2 separate regions of the Homo sapiens genome follow, and region 2 is linked to region 1. A link is a contact called in ENCODE Hi-C or POLR2A ChIA-PET data. All regions are on one chromosome and are shown on one strand. The core of a region is the stretch at or near the end of the contact, and the rest is flanking DNA. Distances in the headings are between cores, read along the strand shown.

Region 1 (7,865 bases), core at 2,405-4,904:
GGATTACAGGTGTATGCCACCACACCTGGCTAATTTTTTGTATTTTTAGTAGAGACAGGGTTTCACCATGTTGGTCAGGCTGGTCTCAAACTCCTGACCTTGTGATCCACCCACCTTGGCCTTCCAAAGTGCTGGGATTGCAGGCATAAGCCACCACACCTGGCCTTCAGGTATTTCTTTATAGCAATGTGAGAACAGACTAGTACATAAAATTGGTTCTGAGGAGTAGGGCATTGCTATAAAGATACCTGAAGATGTGGAAGCAGCTTTGGAATTGGGTAACTGGCAGAGGTTGGAAGAGTGTGGTGTGGAGGGCTCAGAAGAAGCCAGGAAGATGAAGGAAAGTTTGGAACTTCCTAGAGACTTGTTAAATTGTTGTGACAAAAATGCTGATAGTGATATGGATAAAAAGTCTAGGCTGATGAAGTCTCAGAAGGAGATGAGGAACTGATTGGGAACTAGAGCAAGGTCACCTTTGTTATATATTAGTGAACAATCTGGTGGCATTGTGCCCCTGCCCTAAGGGATCTGTGGAACTTTGAACTTGAGAGTGATGATTTAGGGTATCTGGTGGAAGAAATTTCTAAGCCACAAAGCATTCAAGATATGGACTGGCTGTTTCTAACAACCTATCTCATATGCATGAGCAAAGAAATGATGTAAAACTGGAACTTACATTTAAAGGGGAAGTAGAGCATAAAAGTTTTTGAAAAATTTGCAGCCCAGCCATGTGGTAGAATAGAAAAGCCCATTTTCAGGGGAGAAATTCCAAGCAGGCCACAGAAATTTGCATAAGTAAAAAGGAACCAAGTGCTAATATCCAAGACAATCGGGAAAATGCCTTGAAGGCATTTCAGAGACCTCCACATGCAGTCCCTCCCATCATACACCCGGAGCCCTAGGAGAGAAGAATGGTTTCAGGGGCCAGGCCCAGGGTCCTGCTGCCCTGCGTAGCCTTGGGACACTACTCCTCATGTCCTAGCTACTCCAGTTTCAGCCATGGCTCAAAGGGGCCAAGGTACTGCTTGGGCCACTGCTTCAGAGGATGCAAACCCTAGGCTTTGGTGGCTTTCATGTAGTGTTAAGCCTGTGGGTGCACAGAGTGCAAGAGCTGAGACTTGAGAACCTCTGCCTAGATTTCAGAGGATGTATGGAAAAGTCTGGATGTCCAGGCAGAACCCTGCTGGTAAGGGTGGAGCCCTCACAGAGAACCTCTAGTAGGGCAGTGCAGAGAGGAAATGTGGAGTTGGAGCTCCCTGACACAGTCCCCACTGGGGCACTGCCTAGTGGAGCTATAAGAAGAGGGCTACCACCTTCCAGACCCTGAAATGTTTGAGCCACTGACAGCTTGCACCCTCAACCTCAAAAAGTTCCAGTCACTCAATGCCAGCCCATGAGAGCAACTATAGGGGCTGAACCCTGCAAAGCCTTAGGGGCAGAGCTGCTCAAGGCTTTGGGAGCCCACTTCTTGCATCAGTGTGCCCTGAATGTGAGACATGGAGTCAAAGGAGATGATTTTGGAGTTTTAAGATTGAATAACTGCCCTGCCCGGTTTCAGACTTGTGTGGGGCCTGCAGCCCCTTTCTTTTGACCAATTTCTCCCTTTTCAAACAGGAATATTTACCAAATGCCTGTACTTTCATTGTATCTTGGAAGTAACCAATCTGTTTTTGATTTTACACGCTCATAGGTCGAAGGGACTAGCTTTGTCTCAGATAGACTTTGGACTTTTGACTAATGCTGAAAGGAGTTAAGACTTTGAGGGACTGTTGGGAAGGCATGATTGTATTTTGCAACATGAGAAGGACATGAAATTGGGAAGGGTCCAGGGGTGGAATGATATTTTTGGATCTGTGTCCCCACTCAAATATCATGTTAAATTGTAATCCCCAGTGTTGGAGGTGGGCCAGGTGGGAGGTAATTGGATCACGGGGGAGGGTTTCTCATGAATGGTTTAGCACCATCCCCTTGGTGCCTTTCTTGTGATAGTGAGTTCTTGTGAGAGCTGGTTGTTTAAAAGTGTGTAGCACCTCTCCCCACCCTTGATCCTGTTTCTGCCATGTAAGATGCTCTCCCCAACTTTGCCTTCTGCCATGATTAGAAGCTTCCTGTGGCCCCCCCTGGAAGCACATACTGCCATGCTTCCTGTACAGCCTGTGGAACTGTGAGCCAATTAAATCTGTTTTCTTTATAAATTGCCCAGTCTCAGGTATTTCTTTATAGCAATGTGAGAACAGACTAATACAATAGCTATAGCTGCGTTAGGCCAATTTTTTTTTTTTTTTTTTTGAGATGGAATCTCACTCTGTTGCCAGGCTGGAGTGCAGTGGTGTGATCTCAGCTCACTGCAACCTCCGACTCCCTGTTTCAAGCGATTCTCCTGCCTCAGCCTCCTGAGTAGCTGGGATTACAGGCACACACCACCATGCCCAGCTGATTTTTTTATTTGTAGTAGAGACGGGGTTTAACCATGTTGGCCAGGATGGCCTCGATCTCCTGACCTCGTGATCCACCTGCCTCAGCCTCCCAAAGTGCTGGGATTACAGGCGTGAGCCACCACACCTAGCCAGGACTAATCTTGAATAAAATCCAAACACAATGTCTGTTTGGCTTTGAAATACAACACTGTATGATTTCTTTTCCTCTGCGATGCCCCTTCAATGGCAAAGTAACATGGTAATGTAACCTTGTGAAATTCCACAACCAAACCAACTAGGAAGAAAGAGTAGCCGTTTAGAGCTGTAAGAAATATCTAAAAAATACTTATCTAGGTGAGAAGTATCAAAAAATATATCTCAATTCTCATATTTAAAGGTACTATAGGCCAGGCACGGTGGCTCATGTCTATAATCCCAGCACTTTGGGAGGCCAAGATGGGTGGATCACCTGAGGTTGGGAGTTTGAGACCAGCCTGACCAACATGGTGAAACCCCGTCTCTATTAAAAATACAAAAAATTAGCCGGCTGTGGTGGTGCATGCCTGTAATCCCAGCTACTCAGGGGGCTGAGGCAGGAGAATCGCTTGAACCCAGGAGGTGGAGGTTGCAGTGAGCCAAGATTGCACCATAGCAGCCCAGCCTGGGCAACAAGAGTGAAACTCTGTCTCAAAAAAAAAAAAAAAAGAAAGAAAAAGAAAAGAAAAAAAGGTACTATAGTGGATACTGTTGTGCCACCCAGATACCCACCCCCATCAGGACTGAAGCACTCATCCTTGTCCTCCCCCCAGCACTTCTGGGAATTTTGGGTGACTGACAGTTCCTGGTTGCACCAGCATTTCCAAGAATTTGGGTGACTGACAGTTCCCAGCTGGGCTTCCTCCAGGAGTTACCCTTAAGTGAAAATTCATTCAAGATTATGCCCCCTCCTAAGACAGTCTGCATCTACTGGTCAATGTGGAAGTATATTCCCCTGCATGATTCTGATTTCCTTGTCTCAGTGGGGGACAACTCTGCAGGGCCACAACAGTTCCTGAGTTCCTGCTGTCCAGTTCTAAGGCCTTCACTTTCTCCCAGTGTTGTTGATCCTGAGAGCACGACTCAATGAACTGCTTTTACTCAAATCTCCATCTGAGAGTATATTTCCCGAGGAACCCAGCCTGACAGTCAGTGCCAAGAGTGCTGAGGAAGCAGATTCTAAAATGAGATTCTAAACTGGAAATACCTGTTGGCCGCTGGCAGGGAGGGCCACTGGCAGTAGGTGGAGCATGGAGATTCCCCAGCAAGGTATCAGTGCAACTGTCAAAGCTTTCACTAGTGCTGAACTGGGATGGGATCCTGGGGGAAAGCAATGCTTAGTGGGGGAAATATATCAGGTCTGATAAATATATCAGGTTTTATAAAGACAATGGAATTGGATGGCTAGCTGGAGGCAATCAATGCATTGGACAAAGGCAATGAAAGGTTGAGGGTGATTGATCACCAAATAAAGGCTAAGAGTGAAAGCCCAAGGCCCTCCTTAGCAATTTAAAAGACATTTTTTATCTTTTGTATCTAGAGGCCCCCCAAAATTGAGAATAAGGTCCAATATTTAATTGTAACAGTAGCAGGGCTCCAAAGAAGGTTGAATTCTTAACACTGGCAAGAAGGAGTGAGACCCTGAGACATAGGAGTGGGGGCAGCTGGGTTAATGCTTTAAAAAATCTTGAATTTTTAAATTCTCCATCTTTTGGGCCTGCAAAAGTGCCCACTTGTTCCTGGTAAAGGCTATCACTACTTCCTTGCTTAAGGATGATAGAGAAGCCTCTGGCTTGCAAGACCACACAGGTTCCCTTCAAAACCTACCCCACCTCCTCTCCTGATCTGCAAACCAATAACTAGGATTAAGTACTTTTAGAACTCAGCTAAGATTCCCCTAAGAGAAAAAATGCACCATGCCCTGGAGGTTCAAGAGGACCTAACTAGCAAATACAGGTTGGAGATGTATGGGACTGGATTCTGAGGGTGTTGGATCAAGGAGGGTGGGACATAAAGTTTGATAAGGGAGAGTGTATGGATATGGGAGCCCATTCTTTTTTTTTTTTTTAAGACAGAGTGTCACTCTTGTTGCCCAGGCTGGAGTGCAGTGGTGTGATCTCAGCTCACTGAAAACTCCACCTTCCGGTTTCAAGCGATTCTCCTGCTTCAACCTCCTGAGTAGCTGGGATTACAGGCACATGCCTGCCATCATGCCCGGCTAATTTTTGTATTTTTAGTAAAGATGGGGTTTCACCGTGTTGGCCAGGCTGGTCTCAAACTCCTGACCTTGCGATCCGCCCCGCCTCAGCCTCCCAAAGTGCTGGGATTACAGGCATGAGCCACTGCGCCTGGCCTATGGGAGCCCATTCTTAGGATATGGGATTTAGTACTCTGACAAAGACCCTAAGAGATGTTGCTAACATTCTGATAGTGTAACTGAGTACCCCATTTTCCAAGAGATAGTTTATTTTTTTCTCTCTTTTTCTCTTTTCTGCTTTTCCCCTATAACTGCATTTAGAAATGCAGTTATAGCCTTTTACCTCCTCTTCACCAGACACTCCCTACAGGGCAAGTTCATCTAACTGTGTGTTTAGAAGTCCCAGAGCAGAACTCTCACCCAAGCAGGAGGTTACCTGAAGAGACAACCTACAAGTCCATCTACAAGCCAATGTATGCCTGCTATGAGACTCTCTCACCTGGAGAGTTTTTGGCTGCTTTGGCAACCTAGTCCTGCCCATGAAGGTGCCAGTAGTCACCAGCTCGGCCACCCAGTAGACAAGGCACCAAAGCGAGTATGCAGGCACCCCAGCTGCCTGCTTCTTCCCCTGCATGCCATTCATGTCAGCATGCCAGGTCCCCTTTTAAAAGCACCTGTTTTCTGCTCCAAGAGTGAAGTGGTACCCTAAAAGCCGGAGGCTATACCTTCTTCCCCTAAGCTAGCTTTGGAATAAAAAGTCGCTTTCTTTATACCAGACCTTGCTTTTGTTAATTGGACTCTGTAAGCAGCAAGCAACTGAACCTGTTTTGGTTACAGTGGGATGGCTCTGGGAAGCTTGGAGAAAGTCATGGCCCACATTAAGTGAAGTAGGCGTGTGAGGAGTGCTGTGGCATATAGTGGAAGAGGTGTTAAATGGCTCAAAAGAGTGGGCCTGCTAGGCCGGGTGTGGTGGCTCATGCCTGTAATCCCAGCACTTTGGGAGGCTGAGGTAGGAGGACTGCTTGAGCCCAGGAGTTCAAGCACAGCCTGGGCAACATAATAAGACCCCATCTCTATTTAAAAAAGAAAGAGTGGGTATGCTAGAATTAATATGTAAAGTCAGAAAACTCACCAAATGCTTATGTTTCATCAGACATCCCAAAGAATATTCACTTTCTTTAAAAGGCTCAAAAGAGTGGGCATGCGAGGCTGGGCGTGGAAAGAATACTCAATTTCTTGAAGTGATGAAGAATGTGCTGGTAAGAGAAGCTCAGGGTTGGCTGTTCTCTGTAGGCCAGGGCTGACATAGGGTATACGGTCACAGAGCTGGGCTTACTAGTAGCAGAGGGACAATAGGATGCCAGAGTCAAAGTAGCAGAATTATTGTGCTGAGCAGAAAGGTTGGAGAGGTAGCCAGGGTCTGACCAGCAGAGAAATTTGGCGATCATTAATAGAGCATGGGTTCCTGGGGACAAGATAGATGGCACTCAACAAATACGTTGTTCAATGCATTAAAAAACAAACAACAACAACAACAACAAAAAGAAATTAAGGATGGATGATTAGGAGGTGGAGGGCAGCCACCCTGATAAAAAGTTACAATTCCTTACTGTTTCTGCACCCGCTCAGCTTAAAAAAAAATTCATCTTTACTGAGGTACAATTTACCTACATTAAAATTCACCCATTTTAAATATATACTTTAATGAGTTTTACAGATATGTACAGTTGTTCAGCCATTAACACAAGATATGCAACATTTCCATCATGCCCCCAAATTTCCTTGTGGACAGTGGTGCGCTGGATCCCACTTATGCCACCTTGGGAGATTCAGCTGTTAACTAGCCTTTCTTCTCTACTAAATGTTCGGTCATGTCACATCGGTAATTTGAAATTGGCAATGGAGGGGTATTTACACCATGGAAATCAGCAAATGCTACAAACCAGGCTCCCTCTCCACCAAGAGCCAGTTGTTAAACATTTCCCAGGACACCGCTGCTCATTACCCTCTGCAGTCAATTCCCATCCTCAGCTCTGGCCCCTAGCAACCACTGATAAATTGCCACTATAGTCTTGCTTTTTAAAGAATTTCACATAAATGGAATCATATAGCATGTAGTCTTTTGTGTTCAACTTCTTTCATTATACTTTTAGGTTTATCACTGTTGTACATATCATTTGTTCCTCTCTCTTGTTGGGTAGTATTCCACTGTTTTTGCAGCAGTTGATGGATGTTTGGATTGTTTTCATTTGGGGACTATCATGAATAAAACTCCAATGAACTTTCACATATCATTAGTAACTTTTCATTTCTCTTTGGTAAATATCTGGGAATAGGATTGCTGTGTTAAATGGTAAGTGCATGTTTTAACTTTGTAAGGAACTGCCAAACTCTTTTTCAAAGTTCCTACCTCATTCTGCATTCCTACCAGCAATGTATGACCAGTTTATCTGCATTTTTAGCAGGATTTGGTGCTGTTGCTATTTTTTATTTCAGCCATTCTGATAGGTGTGTAGTAACACATTGTAGTTTTAATTTACATTTCTCTGATAGCTAATCATGTTGAACATCTTTTCATATGCTTGAATATTCTTTTGGGTGAAATGTATATTCATGTTTTTTGCCCATTTTCTAAGTGGATTGTTTGTGGGGTTTTTTGTTTGTTTGTTTTGTTTTTTTGATAGGGGTTCACTCTGTTGCACAGGCTGGAGTACAGTGGCACGATCATAGCTCACTATAACGTGGAACTCCTGGGCTCAAGTGATCCTCTTGTCTCAGTCTCCTATGTAGCTGGGTCTACAGGTGTGCACGGCCACACCTGGCTAATTTTTAAATGTTTGGTAGAGATGGGGTCTCCTTATGTTATCCAGGCTGTTCTCCAACTCCTGGCTTCAAGTGATCCTCCTACCTTGGCCTCCCAAAGTGCTGGAATTACAGGCAGTTTTTTTGTTTTGTTTTGTTTTTACTGTTGAGTTTGAGGGTTTTTTTTTTTTTTTTTACTGGAATTACAGGCAGTTTTTTTGTTTTGTTTTGTTTTTACTGTTGAGTTTGAGGTTTTTTTTTTTTTTTAATATACTGAAGATACTGGTCCTTTGTTAGATATGTAATTTGCAAATATTTTCTCCCAGTACCTTGTCTTTTCACCCTCTTCACATGGGCTTTCCAAGGGCAAAAGTTTTTAATTTTGAGAGGTCCAAAATCTCAATTTTTTTTTC
Region 2 (7,865 bases), core at 2,865-5,364, 59 kb before region 1:
TTGCTATCCACATAGCACATCAGGATACATTAAATGATTCATTTCTAATACATTATGCTTAACTTGTCTTTCATTAAATTTATATCTGTCTGGTGTGTGTGTGTGTGTGTGTATATATATGGCCTATGTTTAGCATCTCTCTGCTCTTAATCTGTATTTCTATTTTTGACTCAGTATTCCCTTTTGATTATTGTTTCTATATAATATATTTTAATATCTGGTAAGGCTAAGCCTTCCTTTTTTAAAAGTCTTGATATTCTTTCCCATTTTATGTTTTCTAATAATTTTTAACCCATTTCATAACACTTTATAAAGTATCTATCCTATTACTATTCCAACTGGAATTTTGTTAAATTTATAGTTTACTGAAGAAGAATCACCATTTTAATTAAATGTTGTATTATAATAATAGATGCATAAAGTATCTATTTTATTCAAGTTGACTTTTGTTTCCTCAAAAAAAGTTACGTGGTTTTATGTTTTATCAATGCCCCCTTAAATTAATCACCAAGGATTTTATATTTTTATTGCTATTATGAATGGAATATTTTATCTTTGTATTTTTGGAGTAGAAAAATCATTAGCTAGGAGTCAGAATATCTGATTCAAGTATAAGCTCTACATTGGGTAAATCCTTTGCATAACATTGCTGAGATCTGTTTTCTCATCTGTTAAAGGGGAACAGTGGTGTGTCTCATAGGTGGGTTTGTTTATTTTATTTTAAATGTATTTTTTATTTAAAAAATTGAGAAGGTATCTCGCTATGTTGCCCAGGCTGGCCTTGAATTCCTGGCTTCAAGCAATCCCCCCACCTTGACCTCCCAAAGCACTGAGATTACAGGCATGAACCACCACACCTGGCTGCTTTTTTTTAATGCTTATCAAAATTTAAGTGAGGGCAGAGCATGTGAAATTGCTTTTTGAAGTATAAAACTAGAAGACAAAAGTATTTAAGTATTTAGAAAAGTTAATGTTTTTGGAGCAGTATCTTATATCCAGCAACTTTTCTGAACTTTCCTATTGCCTCAAATGATTTCTAAACAGCTTTATTGAGGTATAGTTTACATACAATAAACTGTACATATTTAAAGTATACAATTTGATAATTTTTTAAATTTCTAAGCCATTTTTAGTGTATAGTTCAATAGTGTTAAGTATATTCACAATGTTGTGTAACAGATCTCCAGAATTCTTTTTTTTAAAGGAGGGGACAGAATCTCAGTCTGCCACCCAGGCTGGAGTGCAGTGCTGCGGTCATAGCTCACCATAATCTTGAACGTCTGACCTCAAACGATCCTCCTACCTCAGCCTCCCAAAGTGTTGGGATTACCAGGCGTGAGCCACTGCTCCTGGCCCAGAACTCTTTTAATCTTGCAAAAGATTAAAACTGAAACTCTGTACCCATCAAACAACTCCCCGTTTTCCTCTCCCCCTTGGCAACTACCATTCTACTTTTTGTTTCTATGAATTTGACTACTTTAGATATTTAATGTAAGTGTAATTATACACTATTTGCCTTTGTTATAACTGGCTTATTTCACTTAACATAATGGCCTCAAGTTTCATACGTGTTGTGGTAGTATATAACAGGGTTTCCTTCCTTTTTAAGGCTGAATAATAATATGTTGTATGTATATCCCACATTTAATTTATCCATTGATCCATGGACAGTTGGGTTTCTTTCATTTCTTGGTTATTGTGAATAATGCTGCTGTGAACATGGGTGTGCAGATATCTTGTTGAGATCCTTTTTTCAATATACCCAGAAGTGGGATTACTGAATCATATGGCAGTTCTATTTTCAACTTCTTGAGGAACTGCTATACTATTTTCCATAGTGACTGCACCATCTCAAATGACTTATTTTTTTGTTTTGTTTTTTATTTTTTGGAGACAGAGTCTTGCTGTGTCTCCCAGGCTGGAGTGCAGTGGGATGATCTCGGCTCACTCCAACCCGTGCCTCCTGGGTTCCAATGACTCTTATGCCTCAGCCTTTTTGAAGTATAAAACTAGCTGGCACTACAGTTGCATATCACCAAGCCCAGCTAATTTTTGTATTTTTAGTAGAGATGGGGTTTTACCATGTTGCCCTGGCTGGTCTCAAAACTCCTGGTCTCAAATGATCCACCCAGCTTGGCCTCCCAAAGTGCTGGGATTACAGGCATGAGCCACCGCACCTGGCCACAAACACTGTGCCTGGCAGCTGTTTTTTGATGGACTAAGTAAACAACTGTATCTTTTGAAAAGTATATTAAATTTCTCTTACTTAATTTCAATTATTTTTGTATCATATTTTGATGGTAGGAATATTTAACGAATTTCACAGTTCTAAAATGTTATCAATTATAAGATGCACCATTATTTTATGTATTGATAAGAGAAAAAAGCTGTCAGTTAAACTGATACATCATTGATTGTAAGATACATCCCAATTTCAGAAATGTTAAAATATGAAATAATGTATTCATTTAAATTGATGAGATATTATATGTTAGTTGCTAATGGTAATAATGAACCTTTTCCTTAAAAATTAATAAGGTAGAAATTAATCATTTATATTTAAATTCTGGCTAAACCTAGCAAAGTGTACACACATTTAAGCTGCTGTTTCCTGAAAGCTCACAAAAGTAGCAGTATTGGAATTTTAAAAAGCGTAAACTTGCAAGGACAAAGAGAACAAGGGAGGATACCACAGCAAATGACAACCGTTGACAGTTTTTAGAAAATGAATGTCTAAGTAAAAGAGTTTTGATATTTGGTTATTGTGGAGGAAAAATTGGTGATAGGTACATGGGAAGTTACAAACAAAAACACGAGGCATTTAACCTCAGAGGAAATAAAAAATTTTGCAAGAAAGGAAGTCATAGCATAGTATATAGCTTAGTTGTGAATAGTGTTTACATATTTATAATAATGCAGTTATTGAGTATTTAATTTTTTATTGAGAAGTTGGGGGAAGAGGAAGTGGGAGTGTTTGGGTGCTACAAGAGAGTTAAAACCAAATATTTTCAACACAGTAAGTCAACAGTGTCTAAAATTGGTAAGTCAAGAATTGTCAATGTAAGCATGCCATTTAGAATTATGGAGGGATTATCACAAGAAATTGCTTAAAGTGCCTAAAAGTAGTTGCTTTTGTGGAATGACGCTCTGGGATCAGAGGCTGCTGTTTTTATTAGGAGCCTTTTAGTACTATATGTTTTGTTTTTTTAAATTATATACATCTTTTACTTTAATTAAAAAAATTTAAGAAGAAAAGGAAACTAGGGTGGTGATATTTATGTTTTCCACTTAGTCAGTCAAGCAGTGTAATCTTTTTTTTTTTTTTTTTGAGACAGAGTCTTGCTCTGTCTCCCAGGCTGGAGTGCAGTGGCATGATCTGGGCTCACGGAGATGTAACCTCCGTCTTCCGGGTTCAAGTGATTCTCTTACCTCAGACTCCCGAGTTGCTGGGATTACCTGCTCCCTCCTCCACATCCGGCTAATTTTTGTATTTTAGTAGAAATGGGGTTTCAACATGTTGGCCAGGCTGGTCTTGAACTCCTGACCTCAAGTGATCCTCCCGCCTCCACCTCCCAAAATGATGGGATTGCAGGCGTGAGCTACCACACCTGGGTAAGCAATTTCTTGATTAGAAATGAAAGAAGACCATTTTTACTGCCCCATGTGTAAAAGAGCTCACTTGGAATTGCTGGAGTAGATAATCACTGTGACCCACCTCTGCCTTGGGAAAGTGTTCATCAAATATTAGTACTGTTGTGAGTCAGACATAGTTCTAGGCGTTAGGGGTAAAAACAAAACAGAAAGACAGTATTCTTATATTCTTATTCTCATCGAAACAATACAGAAATAAAGAAAAATAGTTGTAAAGCCTTTTCCCTGAGCTAAATAACACTGTAAGTTTCTTTGGAAACTGGATAGACCAGTATTGTTTATTTATTTCCCCCCTCTACTTCTCTGCTGGCTTTTCAATAATTGGTTTAAATTTGGCTGGAGCAGTACAGTGTTTTGGTGATGAAGAGGAAAGTGTTCAGGATCTTCAGGACATTGACATTGCATCGTGGTTCTTCTTGAACATCCCCTCTGTGGCTATAATCCTCGGTGCCTAAGTGAGCCTTCACTTGTATGGCCAGGTTGGGGAGAGACTGGCATAATCTTTCTATTAGTCACTTCCTGGCAGGACATTCATATCCTTGTACGGTTCTTAGAAGAACTTAATAGCTAAATGATACTAATAATAGCTACTGATATATACTTTACAAAACTCTTAACATCTGTCATCTTTTTCTTGTACATCTATGAGATATTCCAGTTTTACACAGTGAAAGGGTTTACATGACTTATGCAAGTACACATTGGTAGGTGACAGAACTAGAAGTTGAATTAGTCTCTCAATCTTTTTTTTTTTTTTTTTTTTTTTTGCGATGGAGTCTTGCTCTGTCACCCAGGCTGGAGTGCAGTGGTGCTATCTCGGCTCACTGCAAGTTCCGCCTCCTGGGTTCACGCCATTCTCCTGCCTCAGCCTCCTGAGAAGCTGGGACTACAGGCGCCTGCCACCTCTCCCCGGCTAATTTTTTGTATTTTTAGTAGAGACAGGGTTTCACCATGTTAGCCAGGATGGTCTCGATCTCCTGACCTCGTGATCCACCCGCCTTGGCCTCCCAAAGTGCTGAGATTACAGGCATGAGCCACCGCGCCTGGCCCTCTTGACTTAATCTTGAACTCATTTGCCTATCCAACTATCTTTCCTTAAAATACTCTGGGAAATGCTTTCCACCTTGAGTACCAAACATCATTGATCTTCCTTATTTCATTCTCTCTTCAGGTTAATTCATGTGGCTTTCAAACACAAATCAAACTTTCTTTAATAAAGAAGGAGCCATTTCTTATTGCTTATTTTAGCTCCCTGTTGTTTATTTCCTTAAGTCTAAATTCCTGTGCCTACTTTTTAGGATTTTTCATAATCTAGTGTTAGTCTGCCTATCCAGCATTATCTTTAATTGTCTCCTGTTCCCTTATTTAAATCAGGCAAATCTGTTTTCTCAAAGTATTTAAGCACAGACTCATTCCTGTTTCCTATCTTTAGCTTATAGTTTCTCTTCTTCATTCTGTTCTTTGGGGATCCACCTAAGGCTTCCCTGATAACTGTAATTATCAATAAGTGCTTCCATTCTGACTGCCTATATCACTGTCTGTACCATACATGTTTGCTATTTCATTGTAATGCAGCATTATATACTGTCTTTCAGTGCTCTCTAATTGTTTACACATGTATAAAATAACTGGAATTTAAGTCCTCTGACACGAGAAACCAGATCTCTCACATATACCTAAAAGAATGCTTGAGCGCTTGCCAGATATTCTTTAAATGCTAGTTATTCCAATAAGTATACCTGTTACTGGATGTGTTAGTCCATTTTCACACTGCTATAAAGACACTACCTGAGATTAGGTAATTTATAAAGAAAGGAAGGTTTTTTTTTGTTTGTTTGTGCTTTTTTGAGATGGAGTCTCGCACTGTCACCTGGGCTGGAGTGCAGTGGCATGATCTCAGCTCACTGCAACCTCTGCCTCCTGGGTTCAAGCGATTGTCCTGCCTCAGCCTCCCGAGTAGCTGGGATTACAGTTGCCTGCCACCATGCCCAGCTAATTTTTTGTATTTTTAGTAGAGACGGGGTTTCATCATGTTGGCCAGGCTGGTCTCGAACTCCTGACCTTGTGATTCACCCGCCTCAGCCTCCCAAAGTGCAAGAAAGGAAGTTTAATTGACTCACAGTTTCGCATGGCTTGGGAAAGCCTCAGGAAACTTACAATCATGGCATAAGGTGAAAGGGAAGCAAGCACCTTCTTCACAAGGTGACGAGAGAGAGAGCACATGCAGGGGGAACTGCTGTTTTTAAAACTATCAGATCTAGGCCAGGTGCGGTGTCTCATGCCTGTAATCCCAGCACTTTGGGAGGTCGAGGCGGGCAGATCACTTGAGGTCAAGAGTTGGAGACTAGGCTGGCCAATGTAGTGAAGCCCCATCTCTATTAAAAATACAAAAATTAGCTGGGCGTGATGGCTCATGCCTGTAGTCCCAGCTACTCTGGAGGCTGAGGCAAGAGAATCGCTTGAACCTGGGAGGCGGAGGTTTCAGTGAGTCGAGATTGTGCCACTGCACTCCAGCCTGGGTGACAGAGCCAGACTCTGTCTCAAAACAAACAAAAAAACCCCATCAGATCTTGTGAGAACTCCCTCACTATCATGAGACCAGCATGGGGAAACCAGACCATGATCCAGTCACCTCCCACCGGGTCCCTCCCTCGACATATGGGGACTACAATTTGAGATGAGATTTGAGTGGAGGCACAGAGCCAGACCATATCCCTGGACATGTGGCAGAGTTCACTGGTAATGATGGTGGTCCAAGTGGATAAGAGATTTTCTGAAAATGCGTCTGTGTCTGTTTTCATCGAGAATGTACATAATAATGATTTTTACACTCCTTTCTGCTCTACTTCTGTTTTGGTGATAGGCAGTCGATGATGTGAAGAAAGGTTACATCAAAGCAGAAGAAAAGTCCTATCAATTACAGAAGCTATACGAACAAAGAAAAATGGTCATGGTAAGTTTATGTCCCCATAATCCCTTTAAAAATGCCCCTTCCTACCTTTAAAACCTATAGTCCTAGTCATTTTTGAAAGGATTACAACCTGGTTAGTGGCTTAACTAATTTTAAAAAAGGAGGGGAATAGGGACCTTGATGCAAAGTCCATTGTGTTTCTCCATTTAACACACAAAGATCTTGAATTACTGTGTATTAGTACATAATTTTATTATTATTTTGGGGGGTGGGGTGGGGGAGGGACAGAGTCTTGCTCTGTTGCCCAGGCTGAAGTGCAGTGTCGCGATCTAGGCTCACTGCAACCTTTGCCTCCTGGGTTCAAGCGATTCTCCTGCCTCAGCTTCCCGAGTAGCTGGGACTACAGGCATGTGCCACCACACCCAGCTAATTTTTGTATTTGTAGTAGAGACAGGGTTTTGCCATGTTGGCCAGGCTGGTCTCGAACTCTTGACCTCAGGTGATCCACCTGCCTCGACCTCCCAAAGTGCTGGGATTACAGGACTGAGCCACTGAGCCTGGCCCATAATTTTATTATTAATAATAACTATTTTTTGGTTAAAAAGTGCTAAAACAAAAGTTGTGTAAAACATTACAATAGGATATAGATAAGATTGTATAAGACCTGATATTTAGCTTTTTAACATTAGGAGTTATTTTAGTCATGATTTAGCAATAGCAAAATCATTTGTTTTTACAGCTTCCATTTCTGCAGTTGCTTAAACATTTATGCTCCGTAGTGCTCTTGGTTAGTATATCATCCTAGAATTGTGCTATTTGATTCAATAGCTACTAGACTCATGTAGGTATTTAAATATAAATTTAAATTCATTTAAATTAAATGCAATTTAAAATTCAGTTCTCTAGCTGCTCTAGCCACATTTCAATGCTAAGCAGCCATATGTGCACAGTGAATAGCTAGCATATTGGACTGTGCAGGTATAGAACATTTTCATCATCACTGAAAGTTTTGCCGAACAGGGCTGCCTAGAGTATTCCTTAAATGGCTTTAAATTCATTTTCAATTTGTATCTGCCATAGATACAGGGATGGAAATTGTCAAAAATAAAATTAGTAAAGAACACATAAAAATTTCTACTCATTATAACATTTTTAAATTTCTCTCTTGGCAGATTCACATGCAGTTGAAGTTTTTTCAATTATACATGCTTCTCAACTTACGATGGGGTTACATCCCAATAAACACATCTTAAGTTGAAAATATTAAATCAAAAATGCATTTAATACACCTAACCTACCAAAC

Evidence for each region. A loop is a pair of places that touch in the nucleus more often than their neighbours do. ChIA-PET counts read pairs that join two places held with the same protein, here RNA polymerase II (POLR2A).
Region 2: a loop to region 1 is called in a map of Right ventricle myocardium superior, with 4 times the contacts of the local background. The contact joins two enhancer-like sites. A Hi-C loop is called at or near these places in 3 of 168 maps with a recorded cell type or tissue (GM12878, Right ventricle myocardium superior and astrocyte of the cerebellum). POLR2A ChIA-PET finds 5 or more read pairs at or near these places in 6 of 52 experiments (GM10248, H1, HCT116 and 3 more).

The regions. Positions count from the first base shown.
Region 1 is chr1:151,736,502-151,744,366 of GRCh38, forward strand. No RefSeq gene overlaps it. Among named protein-coding and RNA genes, the nearest start is that of RIIAD1, 19 kb to the left of the region's middle. Within about 2 kb of position 3,655, at least 3 of the 41 ENCODE cell types and tissues checked have a DNase peak (open chromatin) inside an H3K27ac peak, as active enhancers do.
Region 2 is chr1:151,676,842-151,684,706 of GRCh38, forward strand. SNX27 (sorting nexin 27) reads left to right here. Exons shown (of 12, transcript NM_001330723.2): 8 at 6,515-6,604. Among named protein-coding and RNA genes, the nearest start is that of CELF3, 36 kb to the right of the region's middle. Within about 2 kb of position 4,115, at least 8 of the 41 ENCODE cell types and tissues checked have a DNase peak (open chromatin) inside an H3K27ac peak, as active enhancers do.